Regions from separate parts of the Homo sapiens genome. Here region 1 is linked to region 2. The links are chromatin loops, found by intact Hi-C in ENCODE. Cell type or tissue: heart right ventricle. All regions are shown on one strand. Each heading gives the region's core, and the rest is flanking DNA. Links, peaks and the distances in the headings are about the cores only. Region 1 overlaps ZNF597 (zinc finger protein 597). Region 2 holds the start of CLUAP1 (clusterin associated protein 1).

Evidence for each region. Hi-C counts contacts between places; a loop is a spot of excess contacts. Peaks named below come from ENCODE experiments on the same cell type or tissue, not always from the same donor. Only the 100,000 strongest peaks of a DNase experiment are listed, where the experiment ranks them.
Region 1: it touches region 2 in a loop (3-fold over the local background); 2 of 110 quality-filtered maps call a loop at or near these places.

The regions. Positions count from the first base shown.
Region 1 is chr16:3,429,851-3,435,227 of GRCh38, forward strand. ZNF597 (zinc finger protein 597) reads right to left here. Exons shown (of 4, transcript NM_152457.3): 4 at 2,564-5,377. Among named protein-coding and RNA genes, the nearest start is that of ZNF597, 11 kb to the right of the region's middle. RefSeq lists enhancers at 1,601-2,102, 1,869-2,038 and a silencer at 2,299-2,348. In heart right ventricle, for the core only: no CTCF peak of the experiment used is centred there; a DNase peak (open chromatin) is centred at 2,131; H3K4me3 peaks cover 1,030 bases.
Region 2 is chr16:3,497,836-3,503,212 of GRCh38, forward strand. It overlaps CLUAP1 (clusterin associated protein 1), which reads left to right and starts at 3,169. Exons shown (of 12, transcript NM_015041.3): 1 at 3,169-3,254. The coding sequence starts at 3,233. RefSeq lists enhancers at 2,854-2,903, 3,024-3,403, 3,911-4,428, 4,429-4,945. In heart right ventricle, for the core only: CTCF peaks have their summits at 3,053 (motif pointing left) and 3,257; DNase peaks (open chromatin) are centred at 2,377 and 3,076; H3K4me3 peaks cover 2,439 bases; H3K27ac peaks cover 1,348 bases.

The DNA.
Region 1 (5,377 bases), core at 179-5,178, 68 kb before region 2:
CACTGCACCCGGCCCTCTGTCAGTCTTTAAGCTGAAACCAATGGTATAAAAGTGACAGAGCCGTAGTAGTTTCAATCAGTGCATAATTTTAAGCATCTACCATGTTCCTGGTCTCTCCTCCCATGGAGACAATGAAATTTTATTAGTTACATAATTAATATTCAATTACAAGCATATTGCTATAAGGAGGGTAAAACAAAGAATGTAGGAATTGAAAGGGATGTTCCAAGTAAAAGGAAAAGTATGTGCACAATTCTCAAAGAGCTTGGTATGTTTGATGAATTGAGAGAAAGTGTAGCTGGAGAGGGGTAAGAGAAAAAGAACAGCTGGAGTTGACACTGGCAGGGAAGTAATGACTAGGAAGGTCATGTTGAAAATTTAAATGTCCCTAAGGACAATGGGAAGCCAATGGAAGGTGTCAAATTGGATGATGAAATCATCATAATCATCTGGTACCTGGCCCTCTAGTTCTGTGCAGCAAAGACTGGAAAGATGAACATCTAGTGTTGTCTTCCCGCAATAATGCTGGAATTTTCTGCTGAGTTTCAGGGAGCAAACATTTTTTAATACTTCTTTTATTAAATGGCAGTGTGTTAGCTGTGTTGACAGAGAACAAGTGTGATATGAAAGTCATCAGCGGGCTCTTTCAGGTAACCCAGGTGAGTACTGTTGGATAGGATGGGGACAGGGGAGACAGAAACATTCAGGTTTTGGTGATACTTTTGAGGTAGAATCCATGAGACTTGATGATTGAGTGGATGTGATGTCTTAGTCTGTTCTGGCTTCTATAAAAAGTTACCATAAGCCAGGTAGTTTATAAACAACAGAAATTTTTTTCTCATAGTTCTAGAGGCTAGGAAACCCAGATCAAGGTGCTGGCAGATTCATTGTCTGGTGAGGGCCATTTCCACAATGGCACCTTCTTGCTGGGTCCTCACAGGCTCGAGTACAGTGGGCCAATCATAGTTCACTGTAACCTCAACTTCCTGGGCTCAAGCAATCCTCCTGCCTCAGCCTCCCAAGTAGCTAGGACTACAAGCACCAGCCACCACACCGGGCTAAATAAATTTTTTGAAAAGATGGCGTGTCGCTATGTTTCCCAGGCCGGTCTTGAACTCCTGGCTTTAAGCAATTCTCACACCTTGGCCTCCCAAAGCACTGGGATTACAGACGTAAGCCACCACACCCGGCCTGCAGTCTCTTTTATAAGGACACTAATCCCAATCATGAGGGGTCTGCCAAAGTCCCCACCTCCTAATAACATCAGTTTAAGTGTTAGAATTCCAACACATGAATTTTTAGGGTACACAAATATTCAAGCCATAGCAAGAGGAAAGAGGGAGTGTTTGTTGATAGCATGAGCAATTGTATGGATGTGGCCCCACATACTGGAGGCAAACAGATCAGGGGCTAAAAGCATGAGTTAAGGGCATGTGTTTTGATGCCTGAGAGACATCTAAAAGACGACTCCTGTAGGCACCTGAATGTAGGAATCTGGAGTACATAGAAAAGAAATTGGAGCTAGACCTAAAATGAGGTCTTTGTAGCCATGGAAGTGGCTAAGCTCACCTGGGGAGATACCATTTACCAAAGGTAAGCCGAGGGTACATTCCAGCTAAGTAGAAGCATGTTAGAATTTGGCTGCAGAGAATGCCAAAAGCCTAAGAGATTGGTACTGGTTCTAAAGAAAAGACACTCTACCCAGCACAAGTGAGATGTACAAAGTGCCCATTTCAACAAGCCAGAGACACACGTGGTAGTCAGGCCCACAGCTCTGCATTGCCTAAGTGAGATTAGAGCTGGGACGGTGGCCCGGAGCTGCTTCTCCAGTCCTAACGCCTAGAATCATGGGATGGAGATTCGTGTTAGTGCCCGACAGTCACACCCATGATACCCTCCTGCTGATGCGGAGGAAGAGACCTGAGGAGTTCCTCCGCAAACACTCTTACCCGTACTGCTAGATTTACACGGAGATCACCTAGCGATATGCAGTGGATATGGCCAGGCACATGGCCAAACCCCACCACTGGATCTCCACCGTTCACCACAGTCCACTTGCCCCAGGAATGCGCAGGCGCTACCGGAAGCGGGCACCGGAAGTGGCTCGGCTCGTGGCTTCCGGTTCCTCACCAGTGTGCCGCTGTAGCGCAAGTCATCTCGTTGACACTTCCGCTGACCCGTGCAGTTGGTGGCCAAGCTGGAGACCCAGGATCTCCCTGAGGCCGCGCGAGGTCTTCTGGGAGTCCTACTCACCACATCCGCTACTCGGAATCCAAGCTTTAAGTGGCAACCCGTGCCAGGCAGTAGCTGCTCCGTGAAGACAGAGGTCCTTGCCCCTGTACTTCTGTGTACAGCAAAGACGAAAGGAAATTGAGGTCTAGCGCTAGCTTCCCAGAATGACCCAGAATTTTCTGCTGAGTTCCAGGGAGCAAGCGATTTTACTTCCCTTATTAAGTAGCACGAAGTCCTTCACTCTCTGTCTCTAAACCAGAATCCTAACAGTCTTCAAAATTAACCTGATTGCCACCTAAAACCACGTATTTTTTTTAAAAAGTTCACTTCATTGCCATCATCATAAAATAGCATTTAATAGAAGCCAAATTGCACATTAGACGTAATCAATAACTTCAGAGCTTGCAAACTAGAGTGAAGACTGATGAGAATACGTCAAAAAGAGTAAGACCCAAAACATTGAATAAACAGTATAAGTGTATACAATAAATAGAATTCTGAGGTATCCAAAGGAACTGGAGATTACAGCACATTCTTACGTTTACACAGAAGAATATTTATATTGTATTCCCCCCCTACAGACTTAATGCAAAGAGGACTGTCAATTTTAAAAGACAAAACACCTGTACTACTTAGATGGGCCTTGGAAAGATGGGTAATGGTTATCTTTGAATCAGATCAATAGCTCTTCTAAATTACAAAACTAAACCAGATGAATACATACACTTCTAATGTAATGAACATCATTTTGTTAAACAGATGGTCAAAGCAAATACACTTTCCTACTAAAATCCCACAGGGATAACAAGTTTAATGAACATTCAAAATAGACTATTCATATAAACTATAACCTGCTATGTCTCCCTTTGTACACATAGGCAGTAAATTGCAGATTACTTTGATCAAACTCTGCAGTTTCAGATTGTATGACATCTTATGCTGCAGTCACTAGAACATTGCCACTTAATTATATGGAAACTCAGGAGGCAAAGACTCAAAATGGCATTTGCTGTGAAATGTCATTTGAGTTTTAACTCCCTGAATTATTGGGTTAGTCATTTTCTATGTTAAATGAGGAGGTGTCAATAGACTACCACCTGTAGCAACAAAGCTCTAAATAAAACTATTCTGAGTCGACCTCATTCAAAACAACTACATTCCACAATTTCTTAAATTATAAAATGTAAACTGCTGACATCTGAATTCCATTGGAAAAATGCTGTTTTCATCAATGACGACTGTTTAAAAGACTGTTTAACTATTCCAGCAATCATGTTAAGGAACTGTTGGATATACATTTTCATCACTGCATCAACGACAAAAACGGAGAAATTTGTCTGAGTCAATTTATTCAGCACAAAGTTTTCACTCTCATAGTGTGTTGATTTCCATGCTGCAAAATGCAGTTAACCAATCATTCATAGCAATAAACTCTTGCATTTAGTTTTTCATTCCCATATTAACTTTTATCCAGTATTTGTGAATAGCACCTAACATGGAAGGCTAGTATCTGAGTTAATGACAATTTTATGGAATTTATCTCCATCAGTTGACACTGTAAACAGAAGGGTGAAATGCCATCATCATAAAAAGCCTGAAGCTCACCAGCAGATATATCTTTTCCTTCAATTCCCTGGGGGTAAAGCAGCTTGAATTACATCTAGCAAATGTATTTAAGTACAACTGCACAATAAGCACAACTGAAAATATGCCTCTTTCACAGTAACTGACACTTCCGGGGTTTTCATTTTTTTCTGCATACTAATCATTAACAGTATTATACCAAAAAGCCATTTTAGTTCTACCCACACGTATGTTAATGTTTCTGAAAAGGGCTATTTTTTCTAATCTTTTAGGAAGTTTGTCGTAATCTTCCAAAATCTGGAGAAAACTGCAAAAAAAAAAATTAGAGGTTAATTGTGAAGGAAGACTCGTGTGGAAAGGCAAACTTCCATATTAAGGTGCAGAACAGGATGTATGGCACAAATTCTCACTTTCTGCTATATTTTCTAGGAGCCAAAACAAAAATGACAGCATACATCTTTTATATCACCCCCATTCTGTCCAAGTGCCTTCTAAGATATTCCCCTCTACTTCTTTCTGCAGCAACTCTGCTAATCCAGACCTTTCCCAATTTCATCCCCCATCCTGTGACTCATTAGATCTTTGACTGAACTCTTAGGGCCCCTGATATGTGCTGATGAGGCTCCTGCCAGTTTCTCCCACTGAGGGCAGAAGCAGGAGAGCAAGGAGGTGGTGTTCTTGTTATTTAACAAAGGTCATGGTATCTCAGAGTTGCCTAATAAGTAATCTAACTGGAGACTATCTTTCTACACATTTCAAAGCACCTCAGAGAAACCTGGAAGCTGGTGTCCTGTCTCCTAAGAGTGGAGACATCAGAAACAAACAGCCAAAGTCTGACCTTGACATACAGAGCAGCACATTGTCTCAACTGTGGATCTGCAAACAAGAAACAAGACAAGAATGACAAAGAGAGAGAAACTCTCTCTGGGTTAGGGATGTTTTTGTTAGTTTCAGTTTTTCTCTCACCTGAACAGTATCTTCCTGCCTCTACTCAGTAATAAGAGCTTAGCTGAGTAGCCAGCATTTTTTGTATATTTAGTCCTCAATCTGCTGTTCTGTAGGACCACCTTCTGCTACCTTCCATATAATTAGTCCTCAAGAGTCCTTTATCTTTTCTCCCAGCAAAAATTCCCAGCAACAATTCAATTTTAGCAAATATTGTACTTTTATACTGTCTATTTAAATAGAATGAGAGCATTCTTCCATCCTAATCAAAACCCATGTAAATATTGTTTTGCTGATAGGCATACAATCGACTTTAATGAGAAATTGTATATGAATCTATATTTACAACATTCTGTGGTTCTTTAACATTAATAACCATACCATTTAATAATATTTTGCTCCAGTATTTATCTATAATAGCAATATCTAAAGATCTATATATTATCAAGTATTTTGGTTAAAATCTAACAATTTTCTATATGCATTTTCTTTGGAGATGGAGAGGAAATGTTATGGGTGTTTTTTAAAAAACCAAAACCCAGTTAAGACCTTCAGTATTGTACTCTGCCAAGTGTGAAATCTCTCATCTGATTAGAGGGACAAGAATTCAAACCTG
Region 2 (5,377 bases), core at 315-5,314:
TTGCTGATGGAGATCTCACCATGTTGCCCAGAGCTAGTCTTGAACTCCTGGGCTCAAGTGATCCTCCTGCCTCCACCTCCCAAAGTGCTGGGGTGATAGGTGTGAGCCGCCGTGCCCAGCCAAGAGAAGATTTATTAGGGATATTGGCTTATGTGATTATCCGGGCTGAGAAGTCGCACAATATGCTGCCTGCAAGCTGGAGAACCAGGAAAACTGGTGCTGTAATTAAGTCTGGGTTCAAAAGCATGAGAATCTGGGTAGGGGTGGGGGTGAGGGCTGGTGTAAGTCCTGGTGTCCAGAAGTCCAAGAACCAGGAGCTCCAATGTCCAAGGGCACGGGAAGAAGGATGTCCCAGCCCATGAAGAGAGTGTGAATTCACCCCTCCTCTGCATTTTTGTCATAATTGGGCACCCAGCAGATTGGATGATGCCCACCACACTGGTGAGGGCAATCTTCTTTTTTTTTACTCAGTCTAGCAATTCAAATGCTAATCTCTTCTGGAAACGCTTACACAAGCACACTGAAAAATAATGTTTTACCAGCTATCAGGCATCCCAGTCAAGTTGACACACAAAATTAAGCATCACAAGCAGAAATGGAAAAGCTAATCCTAAAATTCATGTGAAATTACAAGGGAGCCCAAATAACCACAACAATCTTGGAAAAGCAAATCTTCAGAAATCAGAAACACGGCTGGGCATGGTGGCTCACACCTGTAATCCCAGCACTTTGGGACACTCAGGTGGTCAGATCACCTGAGGTCAAGAGTTTGTGACCAGCCTGGCCAACATAGGCGGGCGGATCATGAGGTCGGGAGATCCAGACCATCCTGGCAAACACGGTGAAAGCCCGTCTCTACTAAAAATACAAAAAAATTAGCCGGGTGTGGTGGTGGGCGCCTGTAGTCCCAGCTACTTGGGAGGCCGAGGCAGGAGAATGGCGTAAACCCAGGAGGCAGAGCTTGCAGTGAGCCGAGATCGCACCACTGGCACTCCAGACTGGGTAACAGAGCGAGACTCCATCTCAAAAAACAAACAAACAAACAAACAAACAACAACAACAAAAAAAAGTGAAAAGACAACCTATGAAATGGAAGAAAATATTGGCAAATCATATATCTGATAAGGGTCTCATAGGCAGAATATATAAAGAACACTTACAATTCAAAAACAAAAGGATGTTCAACCCAATTTTGAAATGGGCAAAGAAAATGAATAGACATTTTTCCAATGGAAATATACAAATGGTCATCAAACACGTAAAAAGATGTTCAACATCTTTAATCATCAGGGAAATGCAGGCCGCGTGCGGTGACTCACGCCAACATGGCGAAACTCCGTCTCTACCCAAAATACAAAAATTAGCTGGGCGCGGTGGCGCGCGTCTGTAATCCCAGCTCCTCCGGAGGCTGAGGCAGGAAAATCGCTTGAACCCTGGAGGCGGAGGTTTCAGTGAGCCGAGATTGTGCCACTGCACTCCAGCCTGGGCAACAAGAGCAAGAGTCCATCTCAAAAAAAAAAGTTCAAGTTGATCAACATCCTTTCAAGCCCTTGGCATTGTCAAGAGTTTTTTGTTGTTTTAGCCATTTTATCTAGATTTAATTTTTAGGTTTTTAACGTGTTACCTGATATTTTAGCCAGTTTAATAACTTCATAGTGATATCTCATTGTGGTTTTAATATGCACTTCTCTAATAATAGCCTTGATCATCTCTTCATTTGCATATTAGCCATCCATATATCTTCTTTTGTGAAGTAGCTTTTAAAATGTTTTCTCCATTCTCTAATTAGACTGTTTCTCATTATTGAGTGTTGAGAGTTCTTGATACATTCTGGATACACGTCTCTTTATCAGATATGTGTTTTGTGCATATTTTCTTCTAGACTGTGGCTTATCTTTTGTTTTTCTTAATAACACGTGAAGCAACATTTATGGGAGGCCATTGTTTTGGAGCGAGCTCCTGCACAAGGTACCAACGGACCAGACCAAACCAGAATGGAATCGCTAGTGCAAGGTGCCACGTAATCAATGCGAACTTAGAGACAGGCCAGTCTGCCAAAACACAGAAGATTCACTGCAACCAACAAAAGGGGCCCTGTCCACCTAGGCTGGCATAAGGAAGCCCCCTCTGCTTTAACCCAAAGAAATGCATCTGAAATAACCTGATGCCAACCAATCGCTTTGTGCACTACGCTGTTTCCTTGTTCCTGCTCAAGCTACCTTACAAAACCCGGCTGCTGTGCCACGCCTGGCGGGGCATCTCCCCATTTCACACGTGGAGGCCGCCCCTTCCTGCCGTCTCCTCGCGCCCCCATGCAGAGGCTAGGGCTGCCGGGACCCGCGCGGCGCGAGCGGCTCAGGGCCCCTTTCCGGCCTGTTGTGCAGCCCGAGCCGTCTGCGCGTGCGCGAGACCGAGGCCTGGCCTGCCTCTGGGCGCCCACAGTGATCCCGTCCTCCGCTCGGCAACCAGATTCCGACGAGGAGCGCGCTGTGCCTCGGACGGGGGAAGGCGGGCTTCCTGAGTATAGTGCATTTTTTTTTTTTTTTTTTTTTTGAGACAGAGTCTCGCTCTGTCGCCAGGCCGAAGGGCAGTGGCGCGATCTCGGCTCACTGCAACCTCTGCCTGCCGGGTTCAAGTAATTCTTCTGCCTCAGCCTCCCGAGTAGCTGGGATTACAGGTGTGCGCCACCACGCTTGGCAAATTTTTGTATTTTTTGGTAGAGACGGGGTTTCGCCATGTTGGCCAGGCTGGTCTCGAACTCCTGACCTCAAGTGATCCGCCCGCCTCGGCATCCCAAAGTGCTGGGATTGTAGGCGTGAGCCCCCGCGCCCAGCCAAGCATCGTGCATTCTTTATAGAAATGAGGGGGAAATAAGCAATATGGAAAGCGCCTAGCGCAATATCAAGCACGTAGTAGGTACTCAGAACCTGTCACCCAGCGCGAAACGTCCGCAAAGCGTGTAAACAGACGCCCAGAAGCTGGGAAGCTTGCAGCCCTCATAGACGCCGGTATCGCCACGCCCTCTGCCCTCGGCGTCTCAGGAGCGCTCTCTGCCGGCCCGCTCTCCCCGTGCGTATGCACGTGCCGCCGCGTCTTCGCTTCGCTTTTTGTTTGTCCCTGACCGTGCGCCGTCCAAGGGTCCATTGGTTGCCATAGAGATCGTCGAGCGCTGGGCCTGTGATCGCTGAGGGGCGAGCAGTTGCGACCCTGGGCTCCTGGGGACCTGAGCGTTATGTCTTTCCGCGACCTCCGCAGTAAGGCAGCCCCGCGCCCCTGTGACCTGCGGGTCTTCCAGAGATTCAGGGCTCCCGCCCGCCGGGTCCCCTGTGTAGGCGATCCCTGAGGCTTGCGCTGCCGGAGGCTCCTTTCGGGCCTCTGCGCCTCAGGGACCGCCTGACCCGCGGCTGCAACCCGGCCGAGCGTCCCAGGCCCTTCTTCGGCCATTTCTAGCGAGGATGGAAAGTTCTCTATCTGCCACTGGCCGCGTGTGGCTCAGAACGCTTGAAATGTGGCTAGTGCAGATGAATAACTGAATTTTTAAGTGTAATTTATTTCTGTTTGTGTAGCTGCATGCCGCTCTTCGCTACCGTATTGGAAAATGCATGGAGAGTTTAGAGACTATTTTTTGAGTTGGGTTAGCTTAGCGCTTAGAAAACCGAACAGCAGGCCGGGCGCGGTGGCTCACGCCCGTAAGCCCAACACTTTGGGAGGCCGAGGCGGGCGAATCACCTGAGGTCGGGAGTTCGAGACCAGCCTGACCAACATGGAGAAACCCCGTCTCTACTAAAATTACAAAATTAGCCGGGGGTGGTGGCGGGCGCCTGTAATCCCAGCTACTCGGGAGTCTGAAGCAGGAGAATCGCTTTGGAGGTTGCGGTGAGCCGAGATCGGGCCATTGCACTCCAGCCTAGGCAACAAGAGCGAAACAACATCTCAAAAAACAAAAAACAAACCAAAAAAAAAACAACCAGCAACGAAACCGAGGAGAGGAGGCTGGGTGATAATCATTGCGGCTAACATTTTTTGAGTTTTAACGATCTGCCAGGGCCCGCTCTGTGTTATGCGCATTTCATTTTAATCATCTGAACAACTCTGTGCCCCCTGTATTTGGTAGTGAGGAAACGGGCACAGAGAGGTCAGGTAACTTGGGCAGGTGATACAGGCGGTAGGAGGTGGCACTGGGGCTTGAATTCAGGTTGCCTGAACTCCAGACATCCTGAACTCCATCTGCATCCTTTCTGCAGGGCTGGTAAGGAGAAGGGAGCTCGAATTCCTTTGCTAAGAGGGTGGGGAAGTGGAAGAACGAGGCTAAGAGTGTTGGTTACGGCTGGGCGCAGTGGGTCACGCCTGTAATCCCAGCCCTTTGGAAGACCGAGGCAGGCGGATCACTTAATTTCAGGAGTTCTAGACTAGCCTAGCTAACATGGCGAAACCCTGCCGCTGCTAAAAATTCAAAAAATTAGCCGGGCATGGTGGCGCGCGTCTGTAGTCCCAGGTACTTGGGAAGCTGAGGCAGGAGAATTGCTTGATTCCGGGAGGCAGAGGTTGCAGTGAGCCAAGATGGCACCACTGCGCTCCACCCTGGCCGACAGAGTGAGACTGTCTTTAAAAAAAAAAAAAAAAAAGGAAAGGTAGATGATGATTGCCAATTTGGTGTGATCCGAGGGGTCTCTTAAAGCCAGTTTTCTCGTCCAATTGTTGGTGCCTGAAATTTTAGCATTAGAGATTACTCCTTTTGGTTATGAATTGCTCTTTTCTACAATGTAAAAATATCTAGGAAGACGCATTACCTTTTATCCATGCAGCCACTGAGCACCAGAGTGTGAATCCTGCCCTCTGGGGTTTGAAGGTTTTTGGTGGCCACACATCATGCAGGATGACTGTCTCCTCCCACATAGTTTTTAGAGAGGCCAGCACCCTGCCGGGGGACGTAGAATGGGGTTTTGTTGGGGAGCGCACACACGGAGATTTCGGAATATTTTGATCTTAAATTAATGCTCTGCAGTTGTGCAGTGTATGGTAAGGATCTTACTCAAATTAGTGTCTATTTTGACAATAACACCGCAGCATTAACAGAACTTGACTAGTACCTAGTGGTCAGGAGTATTTAGGCAGTGCCTTACTGTGTGAAGGAAAGGCTGCTGCTTTCTTTTCTGTTCTTTTTTTGAGACAGTCTTGCTCTGTCTCCCAGGCTGGAGTGCAGTGGTGTGATCTTAGCTCACTGCAACCTCTGCCTCCCAGCAATTCTCCTGCCCCAGCCTCCCCAGTAACTGGAATTATAGGCGCCCGCCACCACACTCACCTAACTTTTGTATTTTTATTTTTATTTTATTCTTTTCTTTTTTTGAGATGGAGTCTCGCTCTGTCACCCAGGCTG